3 separate regions of the Homo sapiens genome follow, and regions 1 and 3 are each linked to region 2. A link is a contact called in ENCODE Hi-C data. All regions are on one chromosome and are shown on one strand. The core of a region is the stretch at or near the end of the contact, and the rest is flanking DNA. Distances in the headings are between cores, read along the strand shown.

What was found. A loop is a pair of places that touch in the nucleus more often than their neighbours do. Pooled maps may share reads with other maps.
Region 1: a loop to region 2 is called in a pooled map, with 4 times the contacts of the local background. The contact joins the enhancer-like site here to the promoter of VSIG10L-AS1 in region 2. A Hi-C loop is called at or near these places in 1 of 37 single-sample maps with no recorded cell type and 6 of 50 pooled maps.
Region 3: a loop to region 2 is called in a pooled map, with 19 times the contacts of the local background. The contact joins the promoter of CNOT3 here to the promoter of VSIG10L-AS1 in region 2. A Hi-C loop is called at or near these places in 1 of 37 single-sample maps with no recorded cell type and 5 of 50 pooled maps.

Annotation. Positions count from the first base shown.
Region 1 is chr19:54,207,046-54,209,848 of GRCh38, reverse strand. It overlaps RPS9 (ribosomal protein S9), which reads right to left. Exons shown (of 5, transcript NM_001013.4): 5 at 2,202-2,451. The coding sequence ends at 2,274. Among named protein-coding and RNA genes, the nearest start is that of RPS9, 7.6 kb to the right of the region's middle. RefSeq lists silencers at 1,092-1,267, 1,714-1,897, a cis regulatory region at 1,068-1,328 and enhancers at 1,993-2,499, 2,500-2,803. Within about 2 kb of position 1,553, at least 29 of the 41 ENCODE cell types and tissues checked have a DNase peak (open chromatin) inside an H3K27ac peak, as active enhancers do.
Region 2 is chr19:51,338,668-51,343,475 of GRCh38, reverse strand. VSIG10L-AS1 (VSIG10L antisense RNA 1) reads right to left here and starts at 3,456. Exons shown (of 5, transcript NR_186316.1): 1 at 2,759-3,456; 2 at 2,302-2,410; 3 at 1,491-1,626. It overlaps VSIG10L (V-set and immunoglobulin domain containing 10 like), which reads left to right and starts at 1,337. Exons shown (of 10, transcript NM_001163922.3): 1 at 1,337-1,391; 2 at 1,469-2,323; 3 at 2,750-3,043; 4 at 3,177-3,461; 5 at 4,334-4,588. The coding sequence starts at 1,352. RefSeq lists silencers at 3,303-3,572, 4,223-4,562.
Region 3 is chr19:54,135,244-54,140,077 of GRCh38, reverse strand. It overlaps CNOT3 (CCR4-NOT transcription complex subunit 3), which reads right to left and starts at 2,316. Exons shown (of 18, transcript NM_014516.4): 1 at 2,085-2,316.

The DNA of each region.
Region 1 (2,803 bases), core at 304-2,803, 2.9 Mb before region 2:
CCAGAGCCTGCTGTCCCCTCAGCCCCATCCTTCAGGGGGAGCAGAGCGAGGCCCTGGGGAAGGGGCTGTTCCCCTCCTGCAAGGCCACTGGTGAGAACACATGACCTGTAACACAGAGCCCGGGGCTCCTTATACCAGCACACCCATCTGCCCTCCAGGCTCTGTGGCTCAATGGTCTAATTCATCTGCACTGCTGGGGACCGTGACAGGCAGGGCCACAACCCCCACCCTCATTGCCCATCTCCCTGCTGTGTGTCCAGGGAAGCCTTAGGTGGACACGGGGTGGTCAGTGACCCCGACCTCTTGGGCCAGAAGCACAAGGCAGAAGGCATGGAGTTGAGACCGGTGAGAGCTCTCCCTGCAGGCCCCAGCGGGCCCCAGAGAGTACGCATCCCCTAAATACCAGTCGCCTCATCTCAGGGGCGTCCAGGCAGCCCTCAGCCCTCCCTCTCAGCACAGCCGGGATCGCCGGTGCTCTCTGGAGACAGCCTGACCCCTCAGCATCACTCAGAGGCCGGTTTTGACAGCTCTGCATTGACCAGGACAAGGGGCTCCCAGCCCGCCAGCGCCTAGATGGGCAGCACCTCCTGGACGTCCCCCTGGGCCATGCGAGCCACCCCCCTGGGGGCCAGCACAGATGCTGCGGTGGACACAATGCCTCCTGCCCAAGGTCGGTCCCCCGTCGCCCCCACCCAACATCCTGGTTGCAAGTGAGGGGCCCCTACCCAGACCCCATCCCGTTCTCTGCTCTGGACCCTGGGCTCAGGGTCGAGAGAGAGAATGATACAGGGATGTGGTCCAAGGAGATCACCAAGAAAGGGAGAGCAAGAGGCCCGGAGATTAAACAGACCCACGCAGGCCAGGCACTGTGGCTCACACCTGTCATCCTAGCGCTTTGGGAGGCGAGTGGATTGCTTGAGGCCAAGGGTTTTAGATCAGCCGGGGCAACACATTGAGACTCCATCTCTACAAATTCTTGAGATGGAGTCTCCCTCTGTTGCCCCGCTCGCTGCCTCTGTAGACAGAGCCCTGAAGACCCTTTTCCTTTCCAAGCCCGTAGGCTTCTCCCCAGAACCGCATACCTCAACTCCCACTCTCCCCTCCCTCCAGGCTGCCGTGGAGCTCCGCAATTGTGAGCTACACCCAGGTGAGCCACCACCTCTCAGACCAGAGACAACTGCAGTCTCTTCCTCCCAGGGGAGCTCCCAGGAGCCCAGTGAGTACGCTGCCCCGGCCATCCACTAGCCCAGACCCCACGCTCCAAGGAAGGAGACCACAGTGAGCCCAGATGGTGCAGCAGCTGGCCCCATGGACACAAGACCACCGTCATTTCCCAAGTAGCAACGCTGAGGGAAGGAAGGGCCAACCACCTAGCTTGAGTAAGCCGCAATGGACTTCTCCACGTGGTTTACAGTAACTTAGCTGTGTTCCAGAACTGTCCCTGCCCTGACCTCAAACCCTGAAGGCCTCCAGATAAGGACCCAATCAACTACAGCCTGCAGCCTGAGGGGGTTGCACAATTTCAGGTTTCTCACTTCCTCAGAAACCAAACCCCTTCCCAACACAGATGATCAACAAGGCTGAGAAAAGGGAAGCCTGCCAACCTCTTGACCGTGAGTCCACAGAAGCACTGAACGCGGAGAGGAGGAACAGACTTCCCTCAACGCCCCTTCTCCTACGCTAACCCACTTCCCCTACATGTGAAGACAAAACTGGGAACTTGCCCAACATCAACTGCATCACAAGCTTTGAAACTAGCAAGCAAATTCTGTGAAGTGTTCCCCAACAATCACCAACAGTTCACCTTCCCCAGCAACCCGTCAGCCTCTGGTCAGCTCCCGTCCCACCTGTCTCTTGCCTGGCGGGGTCAGGGTCCCAGGGCCAGCAGGCAGGGAAGGCCCCCACCTCCACTCGGCGCCTGCCCTGCCTAGCAATGACCGGCTCCCTCCCACCCCTATATGCAAACACCGGCTTACTTGGAATTTCCTTCTGGTTTTGACACAGTTTTTCCAAAAATACCACTCGTCTCTCCCCTGATGACAGAAGTTTCTGGTAAAGATGTGTGTTCACTACTGTAGAATAGTACTGAGAGGCCAGGGACCACTAGCTGGTAGGCACTCCCAAGTGAGTGAGCCTCCCAGGGAAGGCTGCATGTTTAGAGCAGGGGAAAGAGTCAAGGATGAGAGACCCCCACACACCAATTGTAAAGCGCTGATCCTGTTTATTTGGCAGGAAAACGAGACAATCCAGCAGCCCAGGAGGGACAGGTGGACTTAATCCTCCTCCTCGTCGTCTCCAGCCCCAGCCCCACCCTGGCCCTTCTTGGCATTCTTCCTCTTCACGCGGCCCGGGCGGCCACCCCCGTAGGGAGAGCGCAGAGAGAAGTCGATGTGCTTCTGGGAATCCAGGCGGACAATGAAGGACGGGATGTTCACCACCTGCTTGCGGACCCTGGAAGCAGCGACAAGGTGAGGTGGACTGGAGGAGAAACGGACGCTAACCCCAGCTACCGCACCACTCTTTCCTCTCCACCCACCCCGTGAGGCCGCCACGGCTGCAGACACCAAGGCGCTGCAGGAAGGGTGCACCTGATCCTACGTGCGCCCTCCGGGGTTTTAGGGTATCACCTTAATCCCCAAAAATGCTTCAGATGACTTTCTCAACCCCATTTTATAGGAGAAATCCGAAAGTATCCCACCTAAGACCACAAAGCAAATGAGATGGCCATGTGAGAGCCCCCAAGTTCCGAGTCTGAAATATCGTGAACCCCACACCTGACACTGAGCTGTATTACCACGTGCAG
Region 2 (4,808 bases), core at 2,207-4,706:
GACTGGGAGCTGAGCAGAGGCCCTAAGCTCCACATGGGATGGTGGGAAAAGCTATCAGAAGGAGTCAATGGTCTGACCATCCTGGTCCCAAGTCCAGCTTCTCCCTCTGGCTGTGCAACCTCCTGCAGGTCCCTTGACCTCTCTGAGCCTAAGTCCCCTGGCCTGCAAAGTGAGTATAATGACACTCAGCTTATAGGGTGTTTAGAAGTGTTCAGCCTGATAGTGCATAGGAAACATTTAGCGTAGTTCCTGGCTCAAATTAAGTGGTAATTATGGTTCTTAATAAGGTGAGACCTGAAGGACAAGTTGTGGTTTAGCCAGGTTGGAGGGAGGTGGAGAGTGGGAGAGAGCATTCCAGGTAGAGGACTGGGAGGTGAGATGGGCGGGCAGGATAAGAATGGCAGGATGTTCAAGTGCTTGAGTGGGGGCTGTGCATGAGTTTGCTTTGAACCTTGGATGTCTCCAGAGGGCACTGGGGAGCCAGGGGAGGGCTGTGAGCAGGGGGAGGCAGGTTCAGCTCTGGGTATAGAAGGACCCTGGCAGGGAATGGAGGAGACTGGGCAGAGGAGGGAGACGGGGCAGGAAGAGAAGACAGAGCCTGGCCAGTGAGAACTAGGGGGAGGAGGGTTGGACTCAGATCGACAGTGGTGACAGGGAGGGAGGAGGTGGGAATGTTCTCCAGCATTTGCGAAGACAGTGAAGCCATCCTGGAGGTGTGAGGAAGTTTGGGTTAGAGGAAAGAGTCTGAGTTTAGCGGGACACAGGCCATGTGAGGGCCTCGGGGATGCGGAAATGCAGCTCTGGTCTCAGGATAGAGGCCCTGGCAGGAGATAGCACCTGGAGACTTGGTTCTGAGGGCAACAGAGAGCCGTGGGAGGGTTTGGAGCAGAGGAGGAGCAGGGTCAGATGTATCTGAGGCTGCAGGCAAGACAGAGTGGAAGGAGCCAGGAGGCTGGGGAGGAGGAAGCCTGCTCTGAAGCTGTGGCCATCAGAGGTGGGGCTCTCGGAAAGGTCACCTCACCCTCCTCCAGGAAGTCTTCCTGGCTTTGTCTCACAAATTTGCTCCCACATTTTTAGCTGGGAATGTTTTCTCCAGCTTCCCCCTGGGGGTGGGGAGGGCAGGGATCAGGCTGGGCCTCTCTGCAGATGGGACCAGCTAATGAAGAGAGTGGGATGAGGTGGGCAGCTCAGCCACCACACTGGGGTTGAGGATCTTGGCACCTCCCTCTGGGTCTGGCTCCCTTCCCCTCCCAGGAAGCTAAGCTACCAGTCCTGTTGGACTCGTCTGACCCGGGAGGGATGGGTGCAGTCCTGGGTCTCTCTCCAGTGTCCTTTCAGTGAGGCCAGCACCATGGACAACCCACAGGCTCTGCCACTCTTCCTACTCCTGGGTAAGTTCCCTGCTCAGTCCCTTCCCTGTCAGTCTCCCTCAGCAGCCTCCCCCAATGCCTTCCTCTCTTCTCTGCAGCCTCCTTGGTAGGGATCCTCACCCTCAGAGCCTCTTCTGGACTTCAGCAAACCAACTTCTCCTCTGCCTTCTCTTCAGACTCAAAGAGCTCTTCCCAGGGGCTGGGTGTGGAAGTTCCCTCCATCAAACCTCCCAGCTGGAAAGTTCCAGATCAGTTCCTGGATTCAAAAGCCTCTGCTGGAATCTCTGATTCCAGCTGGTTTCCTGAGGCCCTGAGTTCCAACATGTCTGGGTCCTTCTGGTCAAATGTTTCTGCTGAGGGCCAAGATTTGAGCCCGGTTTCCCCCTTCTCTGAAACCCCTGGTTCTGAAGTATTTCCTGATATTTCGGATCCTCAAGTTCCTGCCAAAGACCCCAAGCCTTCCTTCACTGTTAAGACCCCAGCTTCAAACATTTCTACTCAAGTCTCCCATACCAAACTGTCTGTTGAGGCCCCAGATTCAAAATTCTCCCCGGATGATATGGATCTTAAACTCTCTGCCCAGAGCCCTGAATCCAAATTTTCTGCAGAGACCCACTCAGCTGCAAGCTTTCCCCAGCAGGTGGGGGGCCCACTCGCTGTGCTGGTGGGGACCACCATCCGGCTCCCCCTAGTCCCAATCCCCAACCCTGGGCCCCCCACCTCTCTGGTGGTCTGGCGCCGGGGCTCAAAGGTGCTGGCAGCTGGGGGCCTGGGGCCAGGGGCACCTCTGATCAGCCTGGACCCTGCTCACCGAGACCACCTGCGATTTGACCAGGCCCGGGGGGTTCTGGAGCTCGCCTCTGCCCAGCTGGACGATGCAGGGGTCTACACGGCTGAGGTCATCCGGGCAGGGGTCTCCCAGCAGACTCACGAGTTCACGGTGGGTGTGTATGGTAAGTGGGCCCTGGCGTCCGGCGTGCAGGCGGCAGGGGCTGCTCTGCTCTGCCAGGCTTTGGGCAAGTCACGGTGCTGTGGGGTCCCTGGATAGGAGAAGAGGACTTCTGGGTTGAGGAAGGGAGAAAAAGAGCTAGAGGTCAAGGCAGGGGTGTCTGAGCAAAGGTGGACCTGGGATGGAGACTCCTGGGAGCCTGAACTCCCAGGTCTGAGGGAGGAGGAGGAGGCTAGGAGCCTCTTCTGGCGAACTCCTGGGTCCCGGAGAGGAGGTGTCTGGGGGCTCAAACTCATAGGTTTATGAGAGGAGAGGGATGGGGGCTGAGACTCCAGGGGCTTAGAGGGAGCAGCGGCTGGGGTTCCCTCTAAGGGGACCAAAGATGGGCTCCAGGACTGGGTGGGTCCTGAGCCCATTCTCCCTCTCCCAGAGCCCCTACCCCAGCTGTCGGTTCAGCCCAAGGCTCCAGAGACAGAGGAGGGGGCGGCCGAGCTCCGGCTGCGCTGCCTGGGGTGGGGGCCAGGTCGCGGGGAGCTGAGCTGGAGCCGGGACGGACGCGCCCTGGAGGCGGCGGAATCGGAGGGAGCCGAGACGCCCCGGATGCGCTCAGAGGGCGACCAGCTGCTCATCGTGCGCCCTGTGCGCAGCGACCACGCCCGGTACACTTGCCGCGTCCGCAGCCCCTTCGGCCACAGGGAGGCTGCCGCCGACGTCAGCGTCTTCTGTGAGTGGGGGATGCCTCGGGTCGGGGACAGGGGGTCCTTGGGGAGAAGCGGGCTGGGGACCCAGTCTCCGGGAGTCCTAGCGGCGTCCCAGGTGACCCTGACACTCGCGGTCCCGACCCCTCCTCCCTCCAGACGGCCCGGACCCGCCGACCATCACGGTCTCCTCGGACCGCGACGCCGCGCCTGCCCGCTTTGTCACCGCGGGCAGTAACGTGACCTTGCGCTGCGCCGCCGCCTCGCGGCCGCCCGCCGACATCACGTGGAGCCTGGCGGACCCGGCCGAGGCCGCGGTGCCCGCGGGGTCGCGCCTCCTGCTGCCCGCGGTCGGACCGGGCCACGCAGGCACCTACGCCTGCCTGGCGGCGAACCCGCGTACCGGCCGCCGCCGCCGCTCGCTGCTCAACCTTACAGTGGCGGGTGAGAGGCTGGAGCGGGAGTAGGGGAATGCCTGGGAGAGGGGCGGGGCCAGAACGAGGGCGGGGCTAGAGGAAAGGGGCGGGGCCAGCAAGGAGGAGCAGCATACCGGTGGGTGGGGCAGGGCCAGCGGGAGGGCGGGTCACCAAGAAGGAGCTGGGATACCCGTGGTGGGGCGGGCCAGCGCGGAGGGGCGGAGACACCTAGGATAAGAGGCGGGGCCAGAAAGAGGATAAGGGAAGGAGCCAAATAGAGTGGCAGGGATGACCAGGACTGACGGGCCGGCCCAGCACTGAGAGGGCGGACATTCCTGGGCATGGAACACTCGACAAAGTCGACAAGCGGAGTTAAATGGCAAAGAGTGGGAGTTAGAAAAGGAAAGAACTAATTTGCTTAAGTGGGATCAGCAAAGGGAGAAGTTACCTGGCAAGGGGGGCGGAGTCACCAGGGAAAGGGGCGAGGTCATTTAGAAAGCGGGCAGAATTGTCTTAGAAAGGGGAAGGGGTCCACAAGGAAGGGCGGAGATATCTGGGAAAAGGGGAGGCTTCTCGGAGTGCAATCCAGGAGGGGGCGAAGTAACCTGGCAGAAGTGGGTGGAGCTGGAAAGGAAGGGGCTGAGTTACGTTTGGGAAGAGAAATATCATTGTGTGAAGATGCAGTTTTCTTAAGAAAGTTGGGCAGTCAGCAGGGCTGCGGGCTACCCACTTAGCGAGGAAGTTAATGGGAAAAGGGAACGGGATCGCAGGAAAAGTGGGGAGTGTGAGCGCCTATGGGGTGGGGCTAGTGAAGAAGGGTGGAGTCACCGCGCGGGGAGGCGGGGCTGGAGAAGAAATGAGAAAGGGACTCCATCTTCATTCTCTCCCTTCTCTCCGCAGACCTGCCCCCCGGGGCCCCACAGTGCTCAGTTGAAGGGGGTCCCGGGGACCGCAGCCTCCGCTTCCGCTGCTCGTGGCCCGGCGGGGCCCCTGCTGCCTCCCTGCAGTTCCAGGGTCTCCCCGAAGGCATCCGCGCCGGGCCAGTGTCCTCTGTGCTGCTGGCGGCCGTCCCCGCCCACCCCCGGCTCAGCGGCGTCCCCATCACCTGCCTTGCTCGCCACCTGGTGGCCACGCGTACCTGCACAGTCACGCCGGGTGAGAGGGCGCGGGGCTTTTTTGCTGTTTCTCGAGGAGGAGGGAGACTTTTTCTTTGGTCCTTCGAAAATTCTGAAGGGGTATGGGGTACGTCCTTAGTCCAAGAAAGAGGCAGGACTTCACTGTCTTCAAACTAGAAAAGGGACAAAGATTTTCCTATACCTCATGGTGGCGGGGTGCAGGGATGGGGGTATTTTTCTGGACACAGGAAGAAGGCCAT
Region 3 (4,834 bases), core at 1,067-3,566, 2.8 Mb before region 2:
AACCTTGGGGGCCGTCATGTGCCCACAGAGTGGTCTTTGTCATGAGGCACCTTTGATCTGGGAGAGCTTCCGCCTCTGCAGCAAGGAGCTCTGAGAAGTGATGTTGAAGGGTGATCCTTAACCCAGGTGGCTGCTGACGTGGCCACACAGAGGCTCTGAGACTCCAGAAGAAGGATGCGTTAGGGCCTGGGGTAGAGGTAGTCATCTCCACTGAGATGCCCCATGCCAAGGGTGGGGGGCTGGAATCTCCCACCTTGGAAAGTCTACACCAGAGAAGTCTCTGGTCCCAGGGACAGGGTCTACAGTGGAGTCTCCCGCTTGAGACTCAGGTATCTTACATCCACACAGCCAGGAAACTATGCCTTACCCCATACAGTGACAAATCAAGAGGGGGTTTTGGAAGCATTAGCCGGGGGCACCTGCATCCGAGAGGGGTCCTCAGCCTTACGGTGGGGACACATGCAGAGGCGTGGACACCTCAAATCCAGAAAAGCAGCCATACCAATACCAAGGATGGCAAGAACCTTATCCCTGGGGGAGGTGACACCAAGAAAGGGTCCTTACCCTGGAGAGAAGGCACAGCCCCAGAGGGAAGAGCCCCCACCTCGCAGTACAGGAACCCGGGTCTAGGAAGCTTCCTACTCTCATGGGGTACCAGCAGCGGGGCCAGAAGGCGAAACCCTTGTTCTCCAACTGCTGACACCCAGCGTAAGGGTAGATGGGAAGTCAACAAACCCACAGTGTGGGATCTGATGCAAATATCAAGGGCAGTGGGCTTCTTGGTCCTTGGAGAGCTGACACCCTAAAGGAGGAGACTGGTGTGAAGATGGAAGAAGCCTCATACTCAGGCAGGGGTGAAGGGAGGGAGGGGAGACATCAAAACCCCTCACCAAAAGGACAGGAGAGCTCACCCCGGGGTGGGTGGCCGCCCTGCACTGAGAGGCAGGGACTGCTCAGAAAGAGGGGCTGGTGCTGCCCGCAGTGGGAGCTCACTAACATGGACAGCGTGGCGGCTTAGTGTCTTTCACCAGGCACCTGAGCGCCAGGGGATCCCAGCAGCCCCCAGCAACAAGACCACAGTGGTCCTGATATCACTGGGAGACGCCCACACCCAGAAGGTCGGAGAGTCACGATGCAGGGGAGTTCAAGGCTGCAAAGCCAGGGGCAGACGCCAGGATCAAAGAAGTGTGAGAGCTGAGACCAGACGTGGGCCACACTGAGGACGGTCCTGTACCCCAGGTGGGGGAAAGCCAAACTCCCCCAAAAAGGCAGGCGCCCAGTGCAGCGGGATGGCGAGGCTGGAGCCACCCAGGGCGCTACTCGCTATGAGAGGGAAGAGCTGCAGACTACAGAGGTGGAAACTTCGGCAAAGGCTCCAACTAACGGGGAGTTTCTCCTCCACTCCTCTCCCAAGAGGCTCCCATCCGATACAGACGGGCAGCTGGAACCTGAGATCCAGGGGAGGCTGCGCTCCCGGGAGCAGTGAGGAGGGATGCGGAGGGCGGCCTCGGTCCTGGGAAGGGTGACTCCCCCACCCAGCTGGGGTCCTCGTCCCGACCACCACCCCCCCTCCCCGCCACCGTCGAGGGAGAAGCCCCGGCGCGGAGGCTGCCCCACAACGCGAAGGACCGAGGCCGAGGGGGGCAGGCACCTGAGCCCCGAGAGGGCGGGCACCTGGGACCAGGGGCGCCTCCATCCTTCCAGCCAGGAGCCAATACCGACGCGGAGAGGGGCGGGCACCTCGCGCCCGGGAGGCTTCGCACCCTCACACCCCTACCGGGGGGCCCGACGCGATGCCACGCGGGGAGGCGGCGGCGGGCGGGGCCCGGGGTCCGGGTCGCGGAAGGACCCCCGGGAGGCGCTGAGGAACGTGAAAGAGGCGCAGGAACGGGAGGGCGAGAGGGAGGGAGCCGCCCCCCGCCGGGAGCCCCGCGCTGCAGAGGCGGCGGCAGGGGGCAGGCGAGGGGAGGCCATGTCGCGACAGACGGCGGTGTCGCCAGGGCGGGAGGCGGCGGGGAGGGCGGCCGATGGCGCCGGGGGGAGGAAGGGAAGGGGTCCGGCCCAGTCGAGCCTGACGCTCTCACCACAGGAGCTGGCGCCGCCGCTGAGGAGCGTATCGCGACAGGCGGGGGAGGCGAGCGCCCGCCGCCTTTTTCTCGCGCCCCGGGCCCGGGCGCTATCGCGATAGCGGCGCGAAGCGGAAGTGGGGTTGGGGGAGTGGGCCCGGGGTTGTTCTGACGACGGGGGTCGGGGCTCAAGGGAGGCCGCGGCGTCTGCCGATGGCTCCGCGGAAGCTGACCGGGCCCGGTCCAAGATGGCGGCGGCGGAGGAGGCCTCCCCTCCTCTCTTCTCGTCTCTGGCGCCGACCCGCCCCCGAGTCCCGAATATAGGCCAGTCATTGCTCCCGCTGAACGTCGCTCCTGACCCTTGGAGGCTTTCTATTGGTTCCTGGCAGGGATGCGCCCTGCCCCCTTTCGCGGATTGGGTGATCGCTCCAAGGCGCGGCGTTCGATTGGCCTCCCGCGCAGGCTGCTAGGATTGGCTCAGGTTTTCCTCCCCGCTCCTCCTCCTCCTCCCGCCTCAGGGCACAACACGCCAGCGCGAGGACCCGAACGTCAATCAAGAGACCTGTGTCGTGCTGATTGGATGTATCCGCCCCCCTCTCTTAAAACAATTGGTCTGGGGGAGGAGCTACGACAGTCCAGGGGCGGGAAGTCGTCCGTCAAGTTTAGAGCTCTTTTTAATTGGTTGCGGGGGCATATTCTGCCTTGAAGTCATTGGTTGGTCCTGGAAGTGGGTGGGGAAAGCGGAGGAAGGCATGGAGTGTGGGCGTTAGGGGCCGCGTACCTAATGGGAGACAGACAGGTGCCTTTAAAGCGGGGGCCGAGCCGAAGTCATCTGCCAATCAAAACAGCCACAGGGCCAAGTGGGAGGAGCTGGGCAAGAAAGTCCACCCCTTTTTCTTCGTTGGCCCTAAAAGTTATCATTCATGCTAGTTGGACCAATAGCGTGGCGAGTGGGCGGTAGCTGCTCGTAGAGCGTGTGAAAGAGGGTGTATGTAGCTGGCAGAAGTGGGACTTGGTCGCAACCGTTGCGTCCCGGCCAGGTAAGCAGCTTCCCTCTCAGCTGCCTCGTCTTTCTCCAAGTGCCTCTATGTTGGCACATCTCTGAAATTCATTATTTGCTGAGTGAAAGAAGAAAGGGACCAGAGACACTGCTTTAAGTCTCTGGCACCGTGCATAGCAGAATTGGTTGGGAAGCGTGAGGCATGGAGTTTTTGTCCTGCCCCTGCCTGGTTAGGCGACCAGATGGTGGGACAGTCATTCTCCTCTGCGTCTCCGCTTCCTTAGTGTGTTGAGGACGCTGCAGAAGGTACAGAGGAGACGGGTGGCTCCCTAATGCCTGCTCGTTTCAGGTCTCAGCTCTGTTGTCTTCTTGGAGAGAAAACTTCCCTGACCTCCCTCCCGGGCGGAGCGCTCCTGCGCGCCTTGTTCGTTAGGATTTATTTTTGTACGTCTACCGTCATTTTCGTAATTATTCGGTTTCCCTGTCTGGATTTTGCATCTCCAGCACTTAGCACGCAGGAAGTAGTCAGTAACCATTTGTCAAAGGAATAGATGAATGAATGTGAGGAATGACTTGTGATTGAAAACTTAACTAGACACTGAGACTTCCACGAACTGGGAGGCATTTGCCCAGGGTCACACAACCGAGATGGGAAGCCAGATTCGCCCCTTCCTGTCTAGGTGGTGGAAAGTAAGATAAATCCCAGGGAGAGGTGAACGTGAAGGAGGATGGAGCCGTTCAGCACCACCCGCATCAGAATGGTCTGAGGCAAGGGGGAGGAGGAATGCTTGCGAAAATGCATATTCGTAGGCCCACACACAGACAACGGGAATGAAGCCTAGAGTTATTGTTCTAGAGCTTTGCTATTCAAACTGTGGCCCCTGGACAAAGTATCGCTTCTCAGACATCTCCGGAATCACCTAGGAATGTGTTAAAATGCAAATTCTGCTTTTCTAACAAGTGCCGCAGTCCACGGTCCGCAGTTCACTTTGCACACCGCGGATCTAGCGATGACTTTCCAACTTGGCTGCACATCAGAGTCACCTGAGGAACTTGTTGTTATTGTTGTTGTTGTTGAGACGAAGACTTGCTCTTGTCCCCCAGGCTGGAGAGCAGTGGCACAATCTAGGCTCACTGCAGCCTCTGCCTCCCGGGGTTCAAGTGATTCTCCCGCCTCAGCCTCCCGAGTAGCTGGGATTACAGGCGCCCGCCACCACGCCCGACTAATTTTTGTATTTTTAGTAGAGACGGGGTTTCACCATGTTGGCCAGGCTGGTGTCGAACTCCTGACCTCAGGTGATCCGCTCGCCTCAGTCTCCCAAAGTGCTGGGATTACAGGCGTGAGCCACTGCGCCTGGCCTACCTGAGGAACTTTAAAAAAAAAAAATTTTTTTTAAATTAGAGGCCAGGCCGGGCCGGGAGAATCACTTGAACCCGGGAGGCAGAGGCTGCAGTGAGCCTAGATTGCGCCATTGCACCTGTAATCCCAGCACTCTCAGAGGCCGAGGTGGGCGGATCACCTGAGGTAGGGAGTTCAAAACCAGCCTGGCCAACATGGTGAAACCCCGTCTCTACTAAAAATACAAAAATTAGCTGGGCATGGTGGCATGTGCCTGTAATCCCAGCTACTCGGGAGGCTGAGGCGGGAGAATCACTTGAACCTGGGAGGCAGAGGTTGCAGTGACCCGAGATTGCGCCATTGCACTCCAGCCTGGGTGACAGAGCAAGACGCCGTCTCAAAAAATAAAAATAAAAAATAAAAAAGTCC